Linked DNA regions of Homo sapiens: region 2 is linked to region 1. A link is a loop called in an ENCODE intact Hi-C map of the cell type or tissue named here. Cell type or tissue: OCI-LY7. All regions are shown on one strand. Each heading gives the region's core, and the rest is flanking DNA. Links, peaks and the distances in the headings are about the cores only. Region 1 overlaps EPN2 (epsin 2). Region 2 holds the start of EPN2-AS1 (EPN2 antisense RNA 1).

Region 1 (5,368 bases), core at 126-5,125:
CCGTCACCAGCTGCAGGAGCCAGCACACACTCAAGCACCTACCCCATCCCATCTCAAGCTTTAACTCCTGCTGTTCCTGAGATCCGAAATACCTTCCCATCTGCCTTCCACTTAGGGATACTGTTTCTTGTTCTTCAAGGTCCAGCTCAAATCCTACCTTCTCCTGATAGCTTCCCTGACTTCTAAATTTTTTCTCCATTCTTGACCCCCTGACAAAGAATCAAAATCATGGCTCAACAAACTGCTAGCTTCTGTCTCACAAATAGTAACTTTGTCTTCTCAATTAGATTAAGTTCTTGGTGGCATTTCATTTATAACCATTATTTGCCTCTAGATCACGTGTTCCATATTTTTCAGGTTGACACTGGCCTCAGTCATGAAACTGTCCTTGAAATGCCCATACTTCTACATCTCCCAGCTGCTTCTCATAAAGTGACATACAAATTCTTTCTCCAATCAGATGTTTCCCAAATTTTGTCATCCATAGTATAGTCATTATATCCCAGGACAGCTCTGAGTATCAAAAAGGCACACAGGGGGCTGGGCGCAGTGGCTCACGCCTGTAATCCCAGTACTTTGGGAAGCTGAGGTGGGCAGATCACGAGGTCAGGAGATCAAGACCATCCTGGCTAACACGGTGAAACCCCCTCTCTACCATAAATACAAAAAGAAATCAGCCAGGCGTGGTGGCGGGCGCCTGTAGTCCCAGCTACTTGGGAGGCTGAGACAGGAGAATGGCGTGAACCCGGGGGCGGAGCCTGCAGTGAGCTGAGATCGCGCCACTGCACTCCAGCCTGGGTGACAGAGCGAGACTCCGCTTCAAAAAAAAAAAAAAAAAAAGGCACACAGGGAGGACTTGCTTTCAGGGGGGAAAAAAAAAACAAAACAAAACAACTGCGTCCCTTTATTGCTAGGATATTTTTTTGGGGGGGGCGGAAGGGGCCTTTTAATACAACTTTTTGCTCACATTGATTTATTCACCTCAGAGTCTTAAAGAGTTCACAAAACAAACTCAAGTCCAAGCCTCCAGGGCCTCCCACAAGTGCAGGGCAAGCACCAACACATAGCTGTTTACCATTCCTTGGTTGGGGAGCTGCAAAGAGTGCTCAAACCTTGGGAAAATGCTCACACCCCAGCCTCCCCAGGACATTTTAAGACCAGAGAGAAAATTACCCATTGGCTAGAACCCAGGTGTTAATTGCCTACTGGGGAAGGACATACTTCACATGGAATTATTATTATTCTTATTATTTTGAGACAGTCTCGCTCTGTCGCCAGGCTGGAGTGCAGTGGCATGATCTCAGCTCACTGCGACCTCTGTCTCCCAGTTCAAGCGATCCTCCTGCCTCAGCCTTCCAAGTAGCTGGGACTACAGGCATGCGCCACCACGCCCAGCTAATTTTTGTATTTTTAGTAGAGATGGGGTTTCACCATTTGGCCAGGATGGTCTTGATCTCTTGACCTCATGATTCACCTGCCTCGGCTTCCCAAAGTGCTGGGATTACAGGTATGAGCCACCACGCCCAGCCACATGTAACTTTTTAAGACTACCAAATTCCAGCTGGGTGCGATAGCTCACGCCTGTAATCCCAGCACTTGGGGAGCCCGAGGTAGGAGGATCACAAGGTCAAGAGATGAAGAAGGGCCGGGCATGGTGGCTCACGCCTGTAATCCCAGCACTTTGAGAGGCCGAGGCGGGCAGATCACCTGAGGTCAGGAGTTCGAGACCAGCCTGGCCAACATGGTAAAACCTGGTCTCTACTAAAAATACAAAAAAATTACCCAGGCGTGGTGGTACGTGCCTGTAGTCCCAGCTACTCAGGAGGCTGAGACAGGAGAATCACTTGAGCCCAGGAGATGGAGGTTGCAGTGAGCCGAGATCGCGCCATTGCACTCCAGCTTAGGCGACAAGAGCAAAACTCCATCTTTAAAAAAAAAAAAAAAAGAGATCAAGACCATCCTGGCTAACATGGCAAAACCCCATCTCTACTAAAAATATAAAAATTAGCTGGGTGTGGTGGCACATGCCTATAGTCCCAGCTACTCGGGAGGCTGAGGCAGGAGGATTGCTTGAACCTGGGAGGCAGAGGCTGCAGTGAGCTGAGATCCCGCCGCTGCAGTGAGCTGAGATCCCGCCACTGCACTCCAGCCTGGCAACAGAGACTCCAACTCAAAAAAAAAAAAAAAAGACTACCAAATTCCATATTTGACCCCCTTTTAACAAAGTAGCATTAGTAGAGGGTTTTCAGTCCTTAGTACCCACACCAGTGTGCAGAGCTGCAGGATCACAAAGTAAAAAGAAATGTCCCCTTCGCTCAAGGAAAAATTTGGCCAATTATTTTAACACAGCTCTGCAAACACAAAAACCCTTACTAGCCCACACAGACTTCCTTGGGGTCAAGCCATCTAGGGTAGCCCTAGGTCCCTGCTGTACACATCCAGGCAGCTTAGGGCCACCTGACAGAGAGGTAAGCTGTTATCATAGAAACAACTTCATAAAGCTCCAAAATCAGACAGGTGTGGGACTGAATTCAGGTCCAGCCAGCCACTGGCCAGGTGCCCATGACCAAGCTTGCCTCTTCCGAGCCTCAGCTTGCTCAGCCTACCTCTTGGGGTTGTTGTGAGGGTACAGTGAGGTAATGGGCGCACCTGGCACAGCTGCAAATGAGGTCGTGGAAATAAAGCAGTTCTGAGTTTGACACAGGTGGCAGCAAATACCAGCTGGGGCATACCAGCAGGAGTTCATACTAACTGTATGGCCTGGGGCAGGTTACTGAACCCCTCTTAGTTTTTTAAAATGCAAAATGAGAAATGGTGATAGGGCTTGCAGGACCACCATGAAAATTAAACACAGTGCATAAAATTAGTAATATAAGGCCTCGCACACAGGAAATATTCAAAAACCATCGGGGCTCACACACACCTCCCTGCACATTCGGTTTTGATGGACAAGTTGATAATTACCACTGAAGAAAAAAAATTCGAACTGTAAACATGAAAGAATATTAAATCTGAATTGCTGCAGGGAGGAGAAGCAACTTCCATTAACACCAGTGGTCCATGCCAAGTGGCCCCGTGGGAATCCAGGACCCAACAACATTACTCCCTCAACCTTTTCAAGTTACAATTCTTTCTTTTTTTTTTTTTTTTGAGAAGAGTCACACTCCCTCACACAGTCTGGAGTGTAGTGGCACAATCTCGGCTCACTGCAACCTCCGCCTCCCAGGTTCAAGCAATTCTCGTGCCTCAGCCTCTCGAGTAGTTGGGACTACAGGCCCACGCCACCACACCTGGCTCATTTTTGTATTTTTAGTAGAAATGGGGTTTCGCCATGTTGGCCATGCTGGTCTCCAACTCCTGGCCTCAAGTGATCCACCAGCCTCAGCCTCCCAGTGCTGGGATTACAAGCATGAGCCACTGCACCCAGCCCCCAAGTTACAATTCTAAAAGGCCTAGACAGTAAACTTCTTACATGATGTGTGAGAATGATGAACCTGCTTTTTCAACAGCATCCAAGATTTACAGCCTTTTTGAAGGACAATGACATCTTCTCTCCCCATTTCCTTTCCAAATGTCACGCCATCCATCATCTTCAGACCAATATTCAGAAACATTTCAGTGTCATTTTTGAGTTCCTACTGCACAGCCAGCAGGTGCTAGACATCTTACACACCTTCCCATAAAGTCCTCTGGGCCAAGGTTCCCAAATTTGGTCCCTAGACTGGCAGCATCAGCAGCACTTGGAAGCTGGCTAAAAATACACATTCTCTGCCAGGCACAGTGGCTCATACCTGTAATCCCAGCACTTTGGGAGGCCAAGACAAGCGGATCACTTGAGGTCAGGAGTTTGAGACCAGTCTGGCCAACGTGGTAAAACCCCATCTCTACTAAAAATACAAAAAATTAGCCGGGCATGGCCGGGCGCAGTGGCTCATGCCTGTAATCCCAGCAGTTTGGGAGGCCGAGGCAGGCGGATCACAAGGTCAGGAGATCGAGACCATCCTGGCTAACACGGTGAAACCCCATCTCTATTAAAAATACAAAAAAATTAGCCGGGTGTGGTGGCGGGTGCCTGTAGTCCCAGCTACTCGGGAGGCTGAGGCAGGAGAATGGCGTGAACCCGGGAGGCGGAGCTTGCAGTGAGCTGAGATCGCGCCGCTGCACTCCAGGCTGGGAGACAGCGAGACTCCGTCTCAAAAAAAAAAAAAAAAAAAAAAAAAAAATTAGCCAGGCATGGTAGCACACACCTGTAATCCCAGCTACTCAGGAAGCTGAGGCAGAAAAATCGCTTTAACCTGGGAGGTGGAGTGCAGCGAACCAAGATCGCGCCACCGCACTCCAGCCTGGGCAACAGAACAAGACTCTGTCTCAAAAAAAAAAAAAAAAAGACACATTCTCAGGCCTCCCCTCCCTAATGAGAAACAATGGGGTGCAGCCCCAGCCACGTGTTCAGCAAGCCCTCTGGGTGCTTCTGCTGCACACAGGAGTTTGAGAAACAAGGCTAGTCTATTTCATGAAGTAGTGATTACGAGCCCCCCTTTAGAGATGAGGACACCAAAGCTCAGTGATTAAAGTGCCCAAAGCCACCCAGCCAGGAGGCCCATTAGTACCCACACCTCATTCCAAAGCTATCTGCCACATGGCCTTTGAAGCCAAATTAACTGTACCACTTGGTGTTCTCAGCTATCGAGCTGCTGCAACGTGCAACTACCTAAGAGGGGTGGGACCAAGAGGAAAAATGAAGCCTGCACTCAGAAGTGATTAATTATAAATGCTTTTAAATCCACATCATGCATTAGCCCTAAACAATCAGCCGTCCCCCAGGATGAGCCTACTTTTCCCTGTTCTATATATCAGCAGGGTTACCATGAAGAGAAGATGGGGAGTCCCTTTATTTACAGCCCTTTGCATGTCCAATTCCTTGTATTGCTTTGAACAGAAAGAGAATTAAGTTACCTGTCCTGTCTCTAGAGGGCTTGAAAGTGAAGCACACTCTGCCTAGACCAGGACCAACAGGAAACAGAATCAGGAAAAGGACTTTCTATGCCCAGGAACGAAGCAGGCTCCAGCACCTAGGTACTAGGGGAATGAGTCACAGAAAGAATCCAATGCATGGATAGGGAGCATTTTAACAATGTTGCGGATCTGGTTCAAAAGAAGACAGGTTTTTTGTTTTTGTTTTTTGAGACAAGAGTCTTGCTCTGTCACCCAGGCTGGAGACTCACTGCAACCTCCCCTTCCCAGGTTCAAGTGATTTTCCTGCCTCAGCCTCCTGAGTAGCTGGGACTACAGGTGTATGCCACTATGCCCGGCTAATTTTTGTATTTTTTTGGTCAAGACAGGGTTTTGCCATACTGGCCAGACTCGT
Region 2 (5,368 bases), core at 179-5,178, 62 kb before region 1:
CAGCCATCAGGCCTCACAAGGATCAGAACCTCAGTCTTCACGGCAGATCTGCAGTGCTCCAAAAAAGGAACTAACTCAAAGACCCAAAGTATAGCTCTTGAACAGATGAACCAAAGAGCATCCTTCAAACAGGTGGAGGGCATCTGGAGACCAAAGACTCCACTCCAGGCACACCAACATTCAAGAGCTGACTTTTGAGGCCAGGCGCGGTGGCTCACGCCTATAATCCTCACACTTTGGGAGGCCGAGGCGGGCGGATCACAAGGTCAAGAGATCGAGACCATCCTGGCCAACATGGTGAAACGCCATCTCTACTAAAAATACAAAAATTAGCTGGGCATGGTGGCGTGTGCCTATAATCCCAGCTAGCAGGAGAATCACTTAGAGACCCGGGATATGGAGGTTGCAGTGAGCCAAGATCTCGCCACTGCACTCCAGCCTAGTGACAGAGCGAGACTCCGTCTCAAAAAAAAAAAAAAAAAAAGAGTTGACCTTTGTCTCTCGTAGTGTTACTACGAGATCATGGAAAATGAAGCCCGCCCATTTCTGCAGTGACCCCAAACATTTTCGTTCTGTAAGCAGCTTTGTACACTGATTAGAAAGAAATGCAGATAAAAATGCAGACACTTTTGCTGTGCACTTAGCTAGTTTAAATACTTCTAAGCAGCTCCTGGAAAGACAGTTTTTATTGAATGAATGAGATGTGAACTCCTAGCTGATGTAACAAACCCCACGGGAGTCTTAACATTCACAACATAAACCATGGTGCTGGGTGCTGGGGCTTACACAGCCATCAGGATGTTTCACGATCAGGGAATCTAAATGCTTTTAGAAATTATTGTAGTTTTAGAAGTATGTGCCCACCTCTGCCCCCGTTTCAGGAAGGGTCCATAGCTTCTCTAAAACTCTCAGAACAAGACCTGCCCTCTGAGAGATTTGGAGCTACTGCTTTAGATGGTTCCTTGCCCTGTCCTCCTCCCGGGTCTCCGTGCAGGCTGTTCCCTCAGCGCACCCACCTCCTCTTTTGTAGTCAGAGCTCGGCTTCCCGGACCTGGTCCTTCCCCTCCATCCTGATGCTGTGTCAGACTCTGCACCTCTGCACCTCTCCCTTGTAGCACTCACCCCTGGCTGACAAACACCTGTTGGGTGGAGGCTTACATGCATGCACAGACAGGTGCATGCACAGGTCGACAGATGGACAACTACAGAATTCAATTTCATGGTTAACGGGTCATTTTAAAATGTTCTAATTGTGCCGGGCATGGCGGCTTATGCCTGTAATCCTAGCACTTTGGGAGGCTGAGACGGGCGGATCACCTGAGGCCAGGAGTTCTAGACAAGCCTGGCCAAAATGGTAAAACCCGGTCTCTACTAAAAACACAAAAATTAGCTGGGTGTGGTGGCGGGCGCCAGTAATCCCAACTACTTGGGAGGCTGAGGCAGGAGAATTGCTTGAACACAGAAGGCAGAGGTTGCAGTGAGCCAAGATCAAGCTACTGCACTCCAGCCTGGGCAAAAGAGCAAGACTGCATCTCAAAAAATAAATAAATGTTCTAATTGTGTATTAGTTTACTTCCTTCTTTCATTACATCTATTTTAGGAAACCTAACTAGCAGGATTCATTCACCTAGGTGTTGCTTCTGCCTTACTTTCCAATCTAAATTTGCTTCTTAGGGTTTTCCTCTTTGAGAGAAACTAAAAGGTTAGGAATAATTCCTGACAAAGGAGGCTTTCAGATAGCTGGGCCATGGCTATGGTGAATAAAACAGGGGAAGAGGCCTAAATGCAATTCAGGCCACAGACGGGATCCACAGAAGAACCAGGGGAGGTAGAAAGAGGCTGCTTCTGGGCAGAGGGCTGAGGTGGGGCCGGGCAGGAGACTGGGAACTTCTCTACCATGTGAGGTTGCCAAGCAGAGGCATCACCCTGTCATGAAATTCTTAAAAACACACAAAACATATAGCAATAAATTTACTTTGGAACGGGCCGGGCACAGTGGCTCACGCCTGTAATCCCAGCACTTCGGGATGCCGAGGCAGGCAGATCACGAGGTCAGGAGATCGAGACCATTCTAGCTACGAGGTCAGGAGATTGAGACCATCCTAGCTAACATGATGAAACCTCATCTCTACTAAAAATACAAAATAAATTAGCCGGGCATGGTGGTGGGCACCCATAATCCCAGCTACTCAGGAGGCTGAGGTAGGAAAATGGCATGAACCCAAGAGGCAGAGCTTGCAGTGAGCTGAGATCGCGCCACTGCACTCCAGCCTGGGTGACAGAGCGAGACTCCATCTCCAAAAAAAAAAGAAAGTTGCAGCTATAAAAACATAAATGTATTTTTCTAAATAAAATCAAGTCAAATCCCATCCTAGTGTTATCACTCAATTATATTTCCCAAAGTATCTCTTCAGAAATAAAGCTAGAGGGTAAAGAAAAGTCCTCAATCCACCTTAACAACTTGATTTCTTAATAATACACCAAAACAAAAAGTATATTTTTTTGTTCGTTTTGTTCCTAAACTTCACCTATGCCAATCAGAACTCTCAAGTTTGGGCTTTCCTATGTTCAAAAAGATGTCACCATCCACATGGAAGAGAATAAAGGAAGCCAGACAGTTCCTGGGGACTCTTCTCAAGTGAACAGGGCACTCACACCCAAATCATTAACCACTCCAGCCACCTGTTCCCAGCCTCTTTCCTGATAAGGAATCTCTGAGGCTTGGTTCACAAAACCCTTGCTATAAAGCAAATATTGCACTTACGACATCCTTCATTTACTACCAAATGGAAACCACAAATGAATCAAGTAGAAGGCTCATATCCCACCCCACCCCAAAAAAAGTGCTCTGGAAAACAAGCCCCATCCTGGCAGGGAAGCTGGTACTGAGTTGCACAGCTACAGTGCCTGATACAGCCAGGTTGGAGGGGGAGAGTGGGCACGGGGCTCTGAACTGGACCTGCTGGAGAAGTGAGGCCTCCTTTGTCCTCTGAGCTTTCTAGCACATCTGCAAGGCCAGAATAGCTTCAAATGCAAATGTACATGTTTACGTCTACCATAACTGACACTGTTAGAATAACGCACAGCTGGCACATACTGGCTCACCACATCATAGCTCGTCACATCAATGTAGAAATTAAAGACAATGGGTATTCCCCTGAATGTTGTGGTTTTCATAAACGGATGTACAGCTTTCAGTTCTGCAGATGGCAGAATTCTTGGCCACCAACCATTGAACATCAGCTGAGCTACACACAACGGGACTGAGCTTCGAGGGAGGATTCCAGCAGAGATATTCTTGCCTTGGTGACAGCAACTCAGCTCCACAAAGGGCCTCTTGTGCCCATGCACATGACAGTGAACACAGACGTCGTTGTGAGACAGGCCTGAATGGGCCCTTCTGACCACCTGAGCCTGGCCTTGGCTCTGCTCTGAGGATCTGAAGGTTCAGAGCTCACAGGGACCAAGGGAAAAAGCAAGTGCTGGGGGATGTGCCACTCTCTCATTGTTGCAGGTTGCTTTCCCAGACACTCACTGGAAGGAAGAACGGGAATTGTTAGTTTAAGCTCATCACTAAAGTCGCATCAAATGCACGGACCTTCTCCCAGGAAGGCGGCCTTTTGCATTATGAACCCCACTGGAAGAGCTCCAAGTCTTCACTTGCTGTGGTCAAGAACTGTAACCACAGGTAGGCCTTATTTCTATCCTTTCCAGTCTGTCACACCAGCTGAGAAAAAGCCTAAGGGGGAGAGGCTGAGTAGGAAGGCTAGAAAAGCCCAACATTTCCCTCAAAATACAATCTAAAAAGAAGACCAAGAAAACTCTCCCAACTCAGGCAGACAAGGGTCTCTCCCACTCGAGTCCACCCTGTCTGCTCCAGGGACTGCCCGGCAGAGCCTGGGTGCCTGTACTCTGTGCTGGGGGAGAGACACCCTTTCCCAAATGCGCTCCTAAAACAAAGGGTGAAAGATTTTTTAATAAAGATGCTTCAGTGGGCCACTTTCAGGTAACTGTGAAAGAAGGCAATCGAGTTGGTAGAAAAACAGGAAATTGATTCTTATCAGCTACATTTTGCAATTTTCCTAGAAAGTATGGAAGCAGCATCTGCCAGTCACATAGTGCTGATTAAAAAGCCTCCTCTAATCTGCATGGATAGGTCAAACAGAAAGAAAGTGGCAAGTACAAAAAACACAAATGTAGGCTAGGCATGGTGGCTCATGCTTGTAATGATGTCACAGCACTTTGGGAGACCGAAGGGGGTGGATCACTTGAGGCCAGGAGTTCGAGATCAGCCTGGCCAACGAGGGCAAAACCCTGTCTCTACTAAACATACAAAATTTAGCTGGGTGTGGTGGCACGTGCCTGTAGTCCCAGCTACCCAGGAGGCTGAGGCATGAAAATCACTTGAACTAAGCAGGTGGAGGTTGCAGCGAGCCAAGATCATACCACTGCACTCCAGCCTGGGCAACAGAGCAAGACTGTCTCAAAAAAAAAAAAAAAAAAAAAAAACCAAAGTATATTTTTACATTTTACAGCACATGGGACAGGATTCTACCATCAAATGGCTCTGTGCAGTGGGCAGCATGACTGCACTGGTACGTGAGCGTCACAGACCCTGTGGAGAAGGCAGGGTGAGGTCCTGGTTTTCCTATGTCCCTGGGCCTGGTGTGGCAATGCTGGGTACACAGGCATGTCTGACAACTCAGAAAAAATGAAAGGTTGCCAGGCCTTGGGGGCGTGAGAAGACCCCATGTGGGCCCAAGCACTGCTACCACCTCTCACACCCTGTGCATGTCAGCCAAGGGAAGACCAGATAGTGGAAAGAGCACTGGACGGACAAATCTTGTCCCCACCGCTGACAAGCAGTGGGAGTCCATGTGATAGCCTGACCTCTTTGAGCTTCTGCTCCCACATCAGTGAAATGAAGACAGTGGGGCCTGTGGGAGGAGGTAAACAACTGACCTACCAAGGGGTCAGGAGTGCTGGGATGCAGTTGGCTCTTCCCTGTGGATTCCAGCCCTGTCCTGAGCTGGTGCTCTTTCCTCCATCCATGGGGACCAGACCACCTGAGGGCTAAGCTCCTTCAGACACCCCACCCTCCACGTCACACACAGAAAGCGTGGCCCTTCCCAGGCCTCCGAGGAACAGGCCTGGGGTTGCTTTCTGCTGGGCTGACCTACTTCGAGGGAGGGGCTAGGGAGCCAGCACTGAGCACAGGGTCAGCGTCCACTGTCCAGTGGCCAGTTCTCTAGTTCAGCTAAGTTCCTTCCTTGTTACTGAACAGCAGTGAAACGCTTCCTCAATGTGGTGACATCATCCTGTGGTTCCAGGGGCCACTTCCTGAATCAGCAATGACCTTGGCTACTGA

The links. A loop is a pair of places that touch in the nucleus more often than their neighbours do. Peaks named below come from ENCODE experiments on the same cell type or tissue, not always from the same donor. Only the 100,000 strongest peaks of a DNase experiment are listed, where the experiment ranks them.
Region 2: it touches region 1 in a loop (4-fold over the local background); 4 of 110 quality-filtered maps call a loop at or near these places.

What each region holds. Positions count from the first base shown.
Region 1 is chr17:19,242,240-19,247,607 of GRCh38, reverse strand. All of the region lies in intron 1 of EPN2 (epsin 2), which reads right to left. Among named protein-coding and RNA genes, the nearest start is that of EPN2, 7.6 kb to the right of the region's middle. In OCI-LY7, for the core only: no CTCF peak of the experiment used is centred there; DNase peaks (open chromatin) are centred at 2,647 and 4,357; H3K27ac peaks cover 2,216 bases.
Region 2 is chr17:19,304,259-19,309,626 of GRCh38, reverse strand. The region is part of intron 4 of EPN2 (epsin 2); the gene reads right to left. EPN2-AS1 (EPN2 antisense RNA 1) reads left to right here and starts at 3,366. Exons shown (of 3, transcript NR_048576.1): 1 at 3,366-3,688. RefSeq lists enhancers at 1-705, 3,274-3,403, 5,232-5,368. In OCI-LY7, for the core only: no CTCF peak of the experiment used is centred there; DNase peaks (open chromatin) are centred at 1,156, 3,126, 3,716 and 4,086; H3K4me3 peaks cover 2,141 bases; H3K27ac peaks cover 2,527 bases.